Linked DNA regions of Homo sapiens: region 2 is linked to region 1. Evidence: chromatin loops called from intact Hi-C (ENCODE). Cell type or tissue: OCI-LY7. All regions are shown on one strand. Each heading gives the region's core, and the rest is flanking DNA. Links, peaks and the distances in the headings are about the cores only. Region 1 overlaps PIAS1 (protein inhibitor of activated STAT 1). Region 2 overlaps CLN6 (CLN6 transmembrane ER protein).

Region 1 (11,107 bases), core at 8,006-10,505:
TTTTCAACAAAATCTCAGCTGTGTTCATGTGAGTCTATAAGCCTATGGTAGAATGGAGATTTGAAGAATGCTATGTCTTAAACAGGAGGTAAGGGTGAGGACTGTTTTTGGTGCCCTTGAAATACTACTACTCATGTACCTATCTAAGCTTGTTATGAATTCATCCTGATTTTTAAATTTAAGAGATTTTGAATTTTCATCACTAATAGTTTTCTCAGGTTTACTATAAGGAGAGTATAAGGTTGTTTGGAAAAATAATAACACAAGAAACTTGTAAATGTTTGCTTCTCTACTTTTTAATGAAAACATTCATATTTTCTAGTATGCAGTTTGTAGGGGGTTTTTTCTTAAGGAATGGAAGTCAAAATGATTGTGGAAATAATAAGTATAAATAAATTACATTTCATTTTTAGGGTTACCTTCCACCTACAAAAAATGGCGTGGAACCAAAGCGACCCAGCCGACCAATTAATATCACCTCACTTGTCCGACTGTCCACAACAGTACCAAACACGATTGTTGTTTCTTGGACTGCAGAAATTGGAAGAGTAAGTAAATTTTTGTTTCTACCAGATTTTTGTATTATAAGGAGGGGTTAATCACCATGCCTATCTGAATTTATATGTAAATTATGTAAAATGAGCTGCAAAAGGATTTATTTTTGTCTCACAATGAATTTTCAACATGTTTCCATTTGAAAAATGGGATTATGAAGTATCCAGTGTTTTATAACCTGGCCCTTTTACTCCACAATTGATCATAAATGTCCTCCTGTATCATCACATGTTCTTCTGCATTATTTTAAGTGATGATATCATATTCCAATATGAGTATGCCATAAATTTGCCTGTTCCCTACTATTGAGCGTGTTACTTGATTTATTGATTGATTCATTGGTATGTCAAAGAACATTTTGAAGACCATCTTAGTAGCTATAACTTTGCATGCATATGATAATTTCCTTAGGGTAAATTCTCAGAAGTGGGATTGCTGAGTCAAAGAGCCTACAGAATTTTAAGAAATTTTGTGTACATTGACAGATTACCTTCTCCAAAGGTGTTGTACAAATTTATTCTCTGACTTTCAGTGTTATTTGCGTGCTCGTTAACACTATTATCTTCTTTGAAATTTTTACCAATTCTGTTAGGTAAATAATGCCACCACTGTGTTTTAATTAGTACTTTTTTCATTATTACTGAGATTGAATATGTTTTATATTTGTGATTACATTTTAAAACTGTATCCGTGTCTGTTTCTCTATTGCTGTTTTTGTTATTGATTATGAGATCTTCATATAGTAAAACTTAACTCTGTTTCATGTTACAAATATTTGTTTCCAGTTTGTTGGCCTTTTATTTTTATGTTATTTAATATGCAGAATATTATTAATATTATTTATATTGGCTACACAAAGTTTTCGTATAGCCAAAACTTAACCAGTTATTTCCTTTATATAGTCTTTTCTCGTCTCCATCATGCTTTGCCTATCTGCCCTTCCCAAGCTATGGAATTATTTGTTTATTTTCTTCTAGACTTCCAAGGTTTCATATTTTACCTTTAAATATTTAGTTCATATTAAATATATGTGTGATGTGAGGTAAAAATTGCTTTCTTTCACTTTTTAAATAGCTGGTTCTAACACTGTTAACTAAATAAATGTTGATTCTGAAGCCACCATTGTTATATATTTAACTTTTACATATCCTGAGTGTGTTTCTGATCTTTTTCTATGTTGTTTCTTAGTCTAACATTCTTTTTTGGGACAATTTTCATGATATGAACTCATATGTATCCACCAGTTCATTTGAAATTTATTGAATGCTTACCATGTGTCATCTACTATACTCAAAACTGGCAGTACCATAGGGAGGGAAAAAAGTTCATTTTCATGAGGCCTGTGATGTAGGGGCCTGGTGGACACATACAAAGAATGTGAACTTACTTATAAGTACTATAAAAGAGAAGCACATGGTGATTTTACAGTGTATCAAAGGGCACTTTGAACGAGAGAGAGCAGTCAGGGAGGGCTTCCCTGAGGAAGCAGTGACTGAGCCAAGAGCTGAGAAAAGAGTTGCAATCAGGTGAAAGGTTCAGAGGAAACTACCCACACAACAGCCCAGTGGTAGGAGTGAGCCTGGTTTTTACAAGAAGCTGAGAGGGATTCACTGACTAGAGTGCAGAGAATGGGGAAGAGTGGTATATGAGATGTGGCTAGAGGGGTAAGATAGGACTAAACCATTCAGGGCATTGTAGGTAATGTTAAAGTTAAGGATTTTCTTTTTCTTTTTCTTTTTTTGAGACAGAGTCTCACTCTTGGCCAGGCTGGAGTACAGTGGCACAATCTCGGCTCATTGTAACCTCCATCCCCTGGGTTCAAGCGATTCTCCTGCCACAGCCTCCCGAGTAGCTGGGATTACAGGCACCTGCCACTGCACCTGGCTAATTTTTGTATTTTTAGTAGAGATGGGGTTTCACCATCTTGGCCAGGCTGGTCTTGAACTCCTGACCTTGTGATCCACCTGCCGTGGCCTCCCCAAGTGTGGGATTACAGGCATGAGCCACTGTGCCTGGCCAGGATTTTCTCTTTTTAAGCAGAAAGTTTATAGTGCTGTATTTCTTTTTAGAAAAGATCACTCCTTGGAGTGGTAAATAGTTTAAATGGAGGCCAGAATCGTGCAGAAGGACATCTCTTAGGAGCCAGCTCTTGTGGAAGTATTAGTGAAATGGTATCTTTGTCTAGAGTGGTGGCGATAGAAATGGAGGTAAGTAGGGGCATCTGCAGGATTGAGTGATGAATTGAAAGTCGAGGGCTAAGAGAAAGGGAGATGTGACTGATGAGTCCTTGGTTTCTGGGTGGGGGGCTAGGCAAATGATATTGCTGCTGAGATAGAGGAAACACTGGAAAAGGACTGAGTGTGGGTGTGTTTTGTTTTGTTTTTGTTTTGTTTTGTTTTACTTTGAAGAATGGGCATTGGAGGACAAGATGGAGAAAATTATGAATTTACTTTTGAAACTTTTGAGTTTGAAATGCCTGTGAGACATCCTGAATAGGCAGTGGGGCAGATAGGCTTAAAGGATACATTTGGGCTAGAGGGAAAAAATGTGTGAGTCATCTGCATATTGGTGGTTATTGGAACCACACTGGCAGGGCTGACATTGATTCTCCTGCATTACTTTTTTTTTTTTTTTTTTTAAACATTCTTTCTTCCAGATAAAGTAGAATTACTTTATCATATTTCTTTTCCTCGCTCCTGTACCCCATTTGCACATCTTTCTGAGAATTTGGATGAGATTTCTTTAAAGTTATAGATTAAGTTAGGGAGAATTTATTTACAATATTTAATATAACCATTCTAGGAACTGTATTTTCAAATCTTCTTTTATGTTCCTCAGCAATTTAATGGGTTTCCTACAATTCCTGCATATTTTTTGCTAATTCCCATGTTGGTTGTTATTATTACTGCTATTATAAAAAGAGATCTTTTTTTCTGTTATATTTTCAAAGTATTTATTGTTGGTTTACTTAAAAACTAGTTATTTTTAATATTTATTTCATAGCTAAATTCATATATTGGTTCTATTAGCTTTTTAGATGATTTATTGGTATTTCTATGTTGACAGTTTTGAGTTTTAGGTATGTCATATAAATTATATTACCCTAATACTTTTGTCATTTATTTCTTGTTCTACTACCTAGAACTTTGTAAACAGCGTTAAACAATGCAGGCACTAGTGGACATATTTGACTTGCTCCTTATGTTAATGAGAATACTGCTACTGTTATAACATTATTATAATGTTGCTATTAATTTTGATAGAATATTATATCAATGATGTATTTCTATATTTCTCTTACTGGATTTTTTTTTAGAAATGGATTTTGAATTATATCAAAATTCTTTTTGACATCTCTCAGGGTTATATTTTTTTCCTTTAACTCATATGTCACCATTAGGTTTTTAAAATCCTTTTAAATATTTTATTTCTAGTGTACCTTGGAGTTCCCTTTTTCCTCCTTTTTGGGGAAAGTTTTGAAAATGTTTTGTTTTTGTGTATGAAAAGAATAGCTCACCAAGGAAGAAGGGGAGTGTTTTTGGTGAAATAGGAAAGAAGTCTGAAACTGTAGGAGAGGAGGGGAATATGGCCGCTGATAAAAAGCACTAGAGGAGGGGGGAAATACTCTTCCATAGGAAGGCTTCCAGCTACAAAGATTTGAAGACATTTTTCTGGGGAAGTAAAACACTAAATCAGCATTATTTTCCAAAGCCCAGAAAATAACTTAATAGATTGTTTTTAAATTACTGTTTTAATTCAGCTTGTGAAGATATTCTGAATAGTTCATGTAGAATATCTTACTATTTTGCAGATACTTTTGTATAAATAGTTGCCAGTGAGAAATGTTGCAACTGTGTCTTTTCAAATGAAGTAAATAGGAGAGCTAGTATAGCGCCTGAAAGAAGTAAGTGAGTTATATTGTAACTTCTTGCTCTACCTCAGGGTAAGCACTCCTTTTAGCATTTATTAAACTCTCATTATTTGTAGAGAAATTATTTAGATGTAGGTTGAGTATTCCTAATCTGAAAATCTGAAACACAAGATGCTCTAAAATTCAAAACAGGATGCTCAAAGGAGATACTTGTTTGAGCATTTCAGACTTCAGATTTTCAGATTAGGGATGCTGAACTGGTAAGTATAATGCAGATATTCCAAAATCTGGAAGAAAAAAAAAATTCAGAGTCCAAAATACTTATAGTCCCAAGCATTTCGGATCAGGGATACTCAACTTGTACTAGTGTAAGGGGCACATAATGAATAGAGTATATTTCAATTACAGAGAAATTATCTCATGAACTTGACAAATAATTTTTAAGACTTTTGAAAAAGCAATAAACAAAACTATCAGTATAATATAATATAATATAGTATAATATATATCAGTAGTTGGAATTAGTATTTGAAGGATTAGCAGGAACAATAAAATACTGTCTACCTAGAAAAGAATCTCTGTCACTATTAAGCTTTGGTGGGGTTTTTTTTGCTGCTGAACCTCTTTCATATGATGTAAAAATTTCATTTTATATTACCAGTACAAGTGGCATTTGTTAGTACCACATTCTTTTTGCTGCTTTTATTTTATTTTTCTATTTGCTTACATGTTTCAACTAGAGTGAGCATACCTTTTCACTGAACTTGTTGCAGTTTCTGCTTGATCTCTTCTTAAATATTTATATAAAGCCTTAGGGTAATTCCAAGTTCTGAAGATTCAAGTTGTCAATACATAGTTTCACATTGTTAATTAGCATTTCTCCAGTTTCTGTCATACTTGAAGCATTAAGCAAGTAAATAATAATGGTGAATAAGATTTTTTTCTAAAAGAAGCTTTCCAGTTGGGCCTGGTGACTCATGCCTGTAATCCAAGCACTTTGGGAGGCTGAGGCAGGCGGATCACTTGAGGTCAGGAGTTCAAGACCAGCCTAGCCAACATGGTGAAACCCCATCTCTACTAAAAACAAAAAAAACAAAAAAACAAAACACACACACACACACACACACACAAATTAGCTAGATATGGTGGTGCACACTTGTAGTCCCAGTTACTTGGGATGCTGAGGCAGGAGAATCACTTGAACCCGGGAGGTGGAGGTTGCAGGGAGCCGAGATTGCGCCACTGCACTCCGGCCTGGGTGACAGAGCGAGACTCTGTCTCAAATTAAATAAATAAATAAACAAATAAAGCTTGTCAATGCTATATCAGATTAGTATGTTGTATGCTCTAAAATTTAGGAATTTTTTTTTTTTTTTTTTTTTGGGGGGGGAGACAGAGTCTTGCTCTGTCACCCAGGCTGGAGTGCAGTGGCGCCATCTTGGCTCACTGCAAGCTCTGCCTCCCAGGCTCACGCCATTCTCCTGCCCCAGGCTCCCAAGTAGCTGGGACTACAGGCACGTGCTACCACACCCGGCTAGTTTTTTGTATTTTTAGTAGAGACGGGGTTTTACCACGTTAGCCAGGATGGTCCCGATCTCCTGACCTCGTGACCTACCCACCTCAGCCTCCCAAAGTGCTGGGATTACAGTCATGAGCCCCTGCTCCCGGCTGGGAAAGTTTTAATGTTACTTGTTCCTCATTAATGTGAAATTTATTAATGAAGGTAAATTCGCTTTTTTGACACTTCTTTTTCCTCCCTCTCAGAAAATGTGTAGCATGTAAACACAGATAGCTTTCCGAACTTTAAATAAAAATATGACCTTCCAGAGAGTATTGTAGTATATTTTCTGTCAAAAGAGGGGAGTGCATTAAGTTCCATGTCTTAATATTCCCACCCTTTCCCTTTGGTTTCTAGTGTCTGCTCTGTCATCAAGCAGTTGCCTAATCATGAGCAGATTGCATAATCTTTTTGTGCCTCAGTTTCATCAGCCCTTCACTTAGAAAAATACCTATCCTACCTGTGTCTTAATAGGCCTTGTGCAAAGTTTAAATGAAGTAGGCAGCGTATGTTAAGAATGCTTTGAAAAATGTGTGTAGCTATAAAATACAAGATGGCAGCAATTATTTTTCCTTTTACTTCTTTTCAAGTCTCTTGATCTTCCTCTTGATCCCAGCACCAAATAGAAACTGATCCTTCTCATTTAGATCTCCTTCCTACCCTTCGTGAACCTCAGCCGTCTTTTCTTTCTCTTACCCAACCATGTACCCTTCACTTAGTCTTAGCTTGTTGATTAACTGTTTTTTTTTGGTTTTGGCTTTTCTTTTTTTTTTTTTTTTTGGTCCCCTTCTACCTCTGTCATCTCTGGGTAGTCTGTCTGCTGGTAATGGATATTCATCTGTTCATTTGCCAAACCAGCAGCTTCTGTTTGAAAACCTTCTTTAATATTCCCTCTGCTTGTTGTGATAATGGCCCAAGTATAATCTTTTCAAGAGCTACTTGAAGGCATAGAGAAAGGTTAAAAGGTATAAATTAGGAAGCCCATCTCATTTGTCATTTAAAAAAAATAGATACTATTTTAGATATATCTGTTACCTACTAAATATGGTTTATAGCTTTGACATCTTATTGTCTTTGGCTTATACTTAGTCTTAACAGTATTCTTTCATGTAAGTGCCTTAAATTCATTAGCTTCAAGTATAGGTAATATTAAATCCAAGACAGACCTGGGTTTAAATTCTAGGTTTGTTACTTGAAAATTGCAAAATTAGGGCAAGTTCTTTTACTTCTCTGTACTTCAGTATCCTCATCCATAAAAACAGGTTTATGATCATCTCGGCAGCTTTTTGGTCAGGATTAAATGAATTACTGTTCATGAAAACACCTAAGACTGCTTGACACACAGTAGGTGTTTTAAGAAGTGTTAGTTTTCTTTCCCTATCATGGTGAGATTAAAATAGATGTACTATTTACTTACATATGTTGTTTGTTTTCTACTTCTTTTTTTTTCCAGAACTATTCCATGGCAGTATATCTTGTAAAACAGTTGTCCTCAACAGTTCTTCTTCAGAGGTTACGAGCAAAGGGAATAAGGAATCCGGATCATTCTAGAGCTTTAAGTACGTATGATAAACTTATTTCACTTATTCAGCTATTTTGTTAAAGGTTAGAGTAGTATTTTCTCAACTCAAGAAATTTTAGAATTTGTTTATTCACTGGAGCCTGTTGTGTAGTTCTTAGAGTAGTTCTGATATCTTTGTCATGAGCTATATTTTATAATCTATATTTTACTAATCTTAAAATTAACTTTGTGAAGTCAGTGCACAAACATGGAAGAATATTATTCTACAACTTCATAAAATCAATGTTTAAGGAATTCTGGGAAATGGGAAGGGCATCTTGGCATAAATTTCAAGAAAGTTATTTTAGATTGGTGGTTTATCCAGGAAAAATGTACAGAATTATATCATGGCCTCACCCCCTGCATTTACAAAGTGAAGAGAGCCAGTGGGGTGGTAGAAATAATAATTCTGCCATTAATCAATTATATGACTGTGGACAAGTAACGCTGCTCCTGAGTTTCATCTTCCTCATCTGTAACAAGAAGTTTATGCCGTCTGATTTCTAATGCTTCTGCGAAGTCTGGGTTCATACGTGTGAATTACTGGATGGTTTGTTTTGATACGTTGAATTTGAGATTCAAGGTCTTCAAATGGGGCTGTGCTGACCTCTGTTTTTAAGGGTTAAGGTCAGAGGGTTTGGCCTTTCCAAAGAGGTGAACTAAGTTCTTCGTTTATTCTTTTATTTGTGAGAGCCGGGGGCTGCGTGGATTTAGGAGTGAGGGCTGGGGACTTAGAAACAAAACTTTTATAGGCAGGTGTTAGATAGCTATCCTTTAAGGACTTTTGATGTGAACTGATTAATGAAGCCCATTATCAGATTTGTACTTAGGAACACTCTGGTGGAAAGAACTAAGATAATAGCAGCTTTCCTTTTGTAGCATAGCTATTACCCCTTTCTGTAACTTATTTCTGTGGCAGAGTAAAAGATCCCACTACCCCTGAATATCAATATACCCTTAATAGTTCATTGAAGAATTTTTCTGTATTAAAATGGTCCTTTAAAAATGCAGCTAATCCTGAATCAATGGGAGCACACTTTGGCTAATGCCTCTGTAGGCATGCATTGACAGATGATGGAGACCTAGAAGGGCAGCACTGATTTGGGATCTGCGGGAGTGGTGGCACCATTTGGCAGGGATAAGAAGATGGTAGGGATCCTGAAAGAAAAGACAGACATCTGCCTTGAAGGAGAGTATAAGATAACTTGTCTTCTATCACAATCTTGCTGAAGTTATTCCTGGTCATTCTACTGAGAATCTTCGTATTTGCCTCACAATACTAGAATCTCAGCCAGTCAGAAAGCAAAGAATTATGTGAGCCTGTATGGAAGAGGGAATACCAAGAAATAAGGCAGATGAAGTTATTTTATTTAATAGTAACAGCAACAACAACAATAAGGCCAACTGTCTTTGCTCAAGCTGTTAACTCTTCTCCGCTTGTAGCTATAGCACCACCTGGAGGGAGAGTGGGAACGTGAGTCTGGAATTGAATTATTTTATTTTCTCCGAGAAACCACTATTAGCTACCATTAAGCAGCAAAAACTGTTTAATTCAAAAGCTATTTCTAGTCTGATATACTGATGGATGTGGAGAATAATTGTACACTGGATGAGATTTTTGTGGAAATTGATACCTTACCTTACTTATTGGCCAGGGAAGCCAATGGAATATTAATTTGGATCCCACCAGTAAGAAATTTGTTGTAATTTACTAAAAAACAGGTTATCTACCTTTACCTGTATGCTGCCTGTAAAAAAAAAAAAAAAAAAAAAAACCAAAAACTTTCCCAACAAATTATGTAATTAAAATTCTGTTTACAATAACTTGACAAAAGGAAATGTCAGGTATTTTAAAAGAGTCAAATCAGTTACAAATATGTTCTTTGTAAGTCATTCTTAATAAAATAAGTACTTCTAGCAAAGTTTTAGTAGTCAAGCCAGACACTCTTATGTTCTTGAAAGAATAAAGTTGGTATTATTTAGACTTTTCACAGAGAACTCCATTCTCTGAATCATTTGATTTAGTAGGATTTTGTCTTGCAGTTTCTGCCTTTGTGTAGAGTTGTCCCCTCACAACTATGAAAAACAGTCTTTTACCAACTCTTAATCAAGTTTCTTTCTCCTCTTCCTTCTCCCTTCAGCAGTTATTTCAAGCCTTAGCCATAATCTAATCAAACACTATCCCCCTCTCTCAGCACTCTGCCAATGCATGAAAATTGGGGCTACAAGACATGAATTACCTAAACCACCCATTTCTTCCTTAATCTCAGTGCCACCATAATTACTTTTTTAGCTTATCTACATTTGTGCCCAGTCCTCGCTTTATTTTGTTCAGTGTCAAGAGGAAATCTCCCTTTCCCTGCTTATTCATTTATTCTTTTCATTCAAGAAATTGTGTTAAGAGTCTACTGTGTTCCAGGAACAGGAGAATATAACATTAAACAAGACACATACCATCTCTGCATCCCCCAGAAGTTTGCAGTCTGGTAAGAAAGACAGGCATTAAATAATTGCACAAGTCATTAATGAGTTAAAGTTTTGACATGTGCCTTGAAGAAGATAGACAGGGAACTCTGTAGAGGTACAATAGGGGAACGTAGTCCTCTCTGATACTGTGATACTTAAGGCAAGATTATAAGTATGAGGAGAAGTTAAGCTCCAAGATGGGAACAGAGTATGCCAGGAGAAAAGGCCAGTGCAGCTGGAATAGAGAGAGCCAAGAAGGGCTGGGTGCAGTGGCTCACCCTTGTAATCCCAGCACATTGGAAGGCCGAGGCGGGTAGATCACTTGAGTGAGGTCAGGAGTTCAGACCAGCCTGACCAACATGGTGAAACCCTGTCTCTACTAAAAATACAAAAAAATTATCCTGGCATGGTGGCATGTGCCTGTAGTCCCAGCTACTCGGAAGGCTGAGGCACGAGAATCGCTTGAACCCGGGAGGCAGAAGTTGCAGTGAGCTGAGATCGCACCACTGCACTCCAGCTTGGGCAACAGAGAGAGACACTGTCTTTAAAAAAAAAAAAAAAAAAAGAGAGAGAGAGAGAGAGCGCCAAGAAGGAGGGTGACCAGAGAGTTGGACAGGTATAAGTTGACATAGACGATATGAAGATAGATGATAGAAAACCATTAAAAGATTTTTAAGCAGAGGAGTAAATGACACGATTACATTTAGACAATCTGATTCTCACTTTGAAGACGAATCAAAGGAAGGCAAGGCTAATGCAGTGAGGCCAGTTGAGAACCTGTTTGTAATAGTATACGTAAGAGATGATAATGTCTTGAACTAAGGTGATAGTGGTAGATAGAAGTTGACAGTTTTGAGAAGCATTGAAATGGCATTGACTGTGTGTGTGGAGTGATGAGTCCAAGGAGGAGTGCTAAGCTTCTTACTCAAGCACTAGGTAACATGGTAATGCCATTTACTGAAACAGAAAACTGTGTTGAAAAGATCAGATTGCAGGGGGGAGATCAGAGTGGACTGTTAGACTTGTGGTGTTTGAGATGGGATGAGACATCCAGGTAGAGATGCTTGGTAACAGTATTATGAGACCTGGCTCCCTC
Region 2 (2,500 bases), core at 1-2,500, 56 kb after region 1:
CTCCACCCAACCTTGCCTGTGCTGGGCGTCAAAGGTGGGACAGAAACAGAAACAGGAAGGCAACGCACGTGTGAGTCAGAGGCCCAGAGGCATCCACACCGCCCAGGGCACCTCACTCACTCCGTGGGGGTAAGGGGTGTCTGGGGGGTTGTCTGTCTCATGCACCGCAGACACCAGCAGCCCAGCACCACACTAGCCTGGAGACAGAGGCACCTCCCGGGCTGAGGATGGAGGTCCACATGTTAAAAAAGAGAACAGCACCTGCAGGGGCCTCTTGGTGAAGCACTGCACCCACTCTCAGCACACAGCCCCACCCCCACCTCAGACACCTCACCCCAAAATACTACCCTCTCCCCTCTCCACACACCGGCTCCCTTTCTCCCACCTGTGCTTTCACCAGTATACCCGCCTGCCTCTTCTCACCCACACCCCCTTCCTGCTGGGGCTCCAGCTCTCTGTTCCTAGCCCCTCCACCCTTCCCCAACCTTCTGTGGGAAGAGGCTCTGGCAAAGGCCAGGGAAAGATGGCAGGAGGCCTGTCCAGGGACCCTGGACCAGCTGAGCCAGGAGGATTGACATCGCAGGGCCCGAAACACCCTGGAAATGCCCGTGCAGGGTGCGTGTGCTGTGAGCACCAACTCAGGAGTGAGCCGGGTCCAGGGCTGGCCCTCACCTCCCAGCTGCAGCCTTCGGAGCCCTCCTCCCTCTGGCCTCAGTTTCTCCTGGGTAAGATGGGAGGGTGGAACAGATGAAGCCTCCCAGCCTGGGCCCGGGATCTCCTGAGGCTGAGACCACATTTCTGAGGTCTCCCCCGACTGAGGGACGGGGTAGGTAGGAAAAGGTGCCCCTCTGGGAGTTCTGAAGAGGGGGGAGCGCAAACAGCACGCCCCTCCCCAGCCTGATCCAGCTGGCTCCCCGCAGCTTCCTCCACTCCCAAAGAGCAGGCCCGACACGGGTGGGGGTCCCTGGCTGTGCCCCCACCCCCTGCCATCACCATCTGGGGGTTGTTTATCAGGGACGCGTCCTCCTCCCCCACCCTCAGGGCTCAGGCTTGGCGAGGAAGGACCAAAGCCACTCGCTGCCCTCTGCTGGCCACAGCGGGCACTGAGGGCTGGGCGGGGGTGGCGATGCTGGGGGGATGCTGGCTGGAAGCCGGGGCCTGGAGCCTGGGACAGCAGCTGGGTCTCCCGGGCAACCTCGGGGACAACTTCACTGGAGGTTGAGCTCACAGTGCCTTTACAGGGGATGAGACTCAACACATGGAGACCCGCAGCCCAGACAGCCTTGCTCAGTGTGTCCCTGAGCCAGTGACAGGGCTAGCCGGTAGTTGGGGCCCCTGGGATAGACAGATGGGCCCATCACTCACCACATGCAGTGACCCAGGTACTCATCATAATAGTAGAGCAGCTCAAAGGAGTCGATCTGAGGGAGGAACGGGCAGGGCAGAGTCGGGGGATGTCGATGTCAGTCCAGGGAGGTGCTGGGGCCCCAAGCATCCCCTCTGACCACCCTTCTCCCAGTCCCAGGCCTCCCCCACTGCCTTATTCCCTACCCGGGGCCTCGCCTTCTGTTACAGGGGCCCAGGTGGGAGGCAGTCTGTGCACCACTTCCTAAGAACACTTGAGCATCCTAGCTTGGGGCAGGCGACAGTGCCCTCACCTAGCAGAATGCCTTTGGTGAAAGGACAGGTGCGGCGAGGGGTGGGGGCCATTTCTTCAGCCTCCCAGGACAGACTGTGCTCCTAGGGCTTACAGGCAGGGAGCAGGAGGTGGCCTCACCAGCGTCTCCGGCTTGAGATTCTTGATGATGGGGTTCTCACGGACAGACAGGTGGTGCTGGTAGCCACTGAAGAGCAGGCGGTGGTTGACAGAGTCACCCACCAGGTGGATGCTGGCACCCATGATGAAGATGATGATGCTCACGTACGTGATGGAGCGTGGCAGGGTGCGGGGGGACCGCTCGATGAGCTGGGGTTCAGAGTGGGGTTGGCAGCATGACCCCACCTCTGTCACAGTATGTGACACCCTCTGCTTCCCCCCTCACACCTGGGGTGGGATGGACGCTTCCAGCTGGAATGTCACTCCAAAAAGTGGCTGGTCCCTTTAGCAGGCCAGCCCAGCCTCCAGATCCTCCCGTGACCCCTATGAACCCCGGAGGGAATGTGGAGCAGCACCCCCCGCTGACTTTACCCAGGGAGCAAAAAGACCAGAGGGCCCAACTCCTTTCCCAAAGTCACACATGAGCTGTAGGCTGGAGGGGACAGCCCAGCCTTCAGTGCAGGAGTCCAGGCTCAGGCCCAGCCCTCCCACTGTCCCTGGCTGTGTCCCTGGGTGGCTGGCCCAGCCTGCTGAAGGCACCTTCTGATTTCTGAGTGGTCCCAGCAAACATGAAGAAAATGTCAGGGATGGGGGCAGGTGCTTCTGAAATGCCACTGTTTAACTGAAAACACACCGGAGTTCTGGGATTATACCCCTCCTACTTCTGGAGATTTGAAGTATCTT

What was found. Peaks named below come from ENCODE experiments on the same cell type or tissue, not always from the same donor. Only the 100,000 strongest peaks of a DNase experiment are listed, where the experiment ranks them.
Region 2: a loop joins it to region 1, with 7 times the contacts of the local background. A loop is called at or near these places in 8 of 110 quality-filtered maps.

The regions. Positions count from the first base shown.
Region 1 is chr15:68,146,153-68,157,259 of GRCh38, forward strand. It overlaps PIAS1 (protein inhibitor of activated STAT 1), which reads left to right. Exons shown (of 14, transcript NM_016166.3): 6 at 414-548; 7 at 7,438-7,543. Among named protein-coding and RNA genes, the nearest start is that of CALML4, 54 kb to the right of the region's middle. In OCI-LY7, for the core only: CTCF peaks have their summits at 8,999 (motif pointing left) and 9,203; a DNase peak (open chromatin) is centred at 8,999; H3K27ac peaks cover 542 bases.
Region 2 is chr15:68,209,898-68,212,397 of GRCh38, forward strand. It overlaps CLN6 (CLN6 transmembrane ER protein), which reads right to left. Exons shown (of 7, transcript NM_017882.3): 4 at 1,778-1,966; 5 at 1,366-1,421. Among named protein-coding and RNA genes, the nearest start is that of CALML4, 5.8 kb to the left of the region's middle. RefSeq lists a silencer at 1,011-1,110 and an enhancer at 1,301-1,841. In OCI-LY7, for the core only: CTCF peaks have their summits at 1,103 (motif pointing left) and 1,305; DNase peaks (open chromatin) are centred at 4, 624 and 1,064; H3K4me3 peaks cover 1,013 bases; H3K27ac peaks cover 2,070 bases.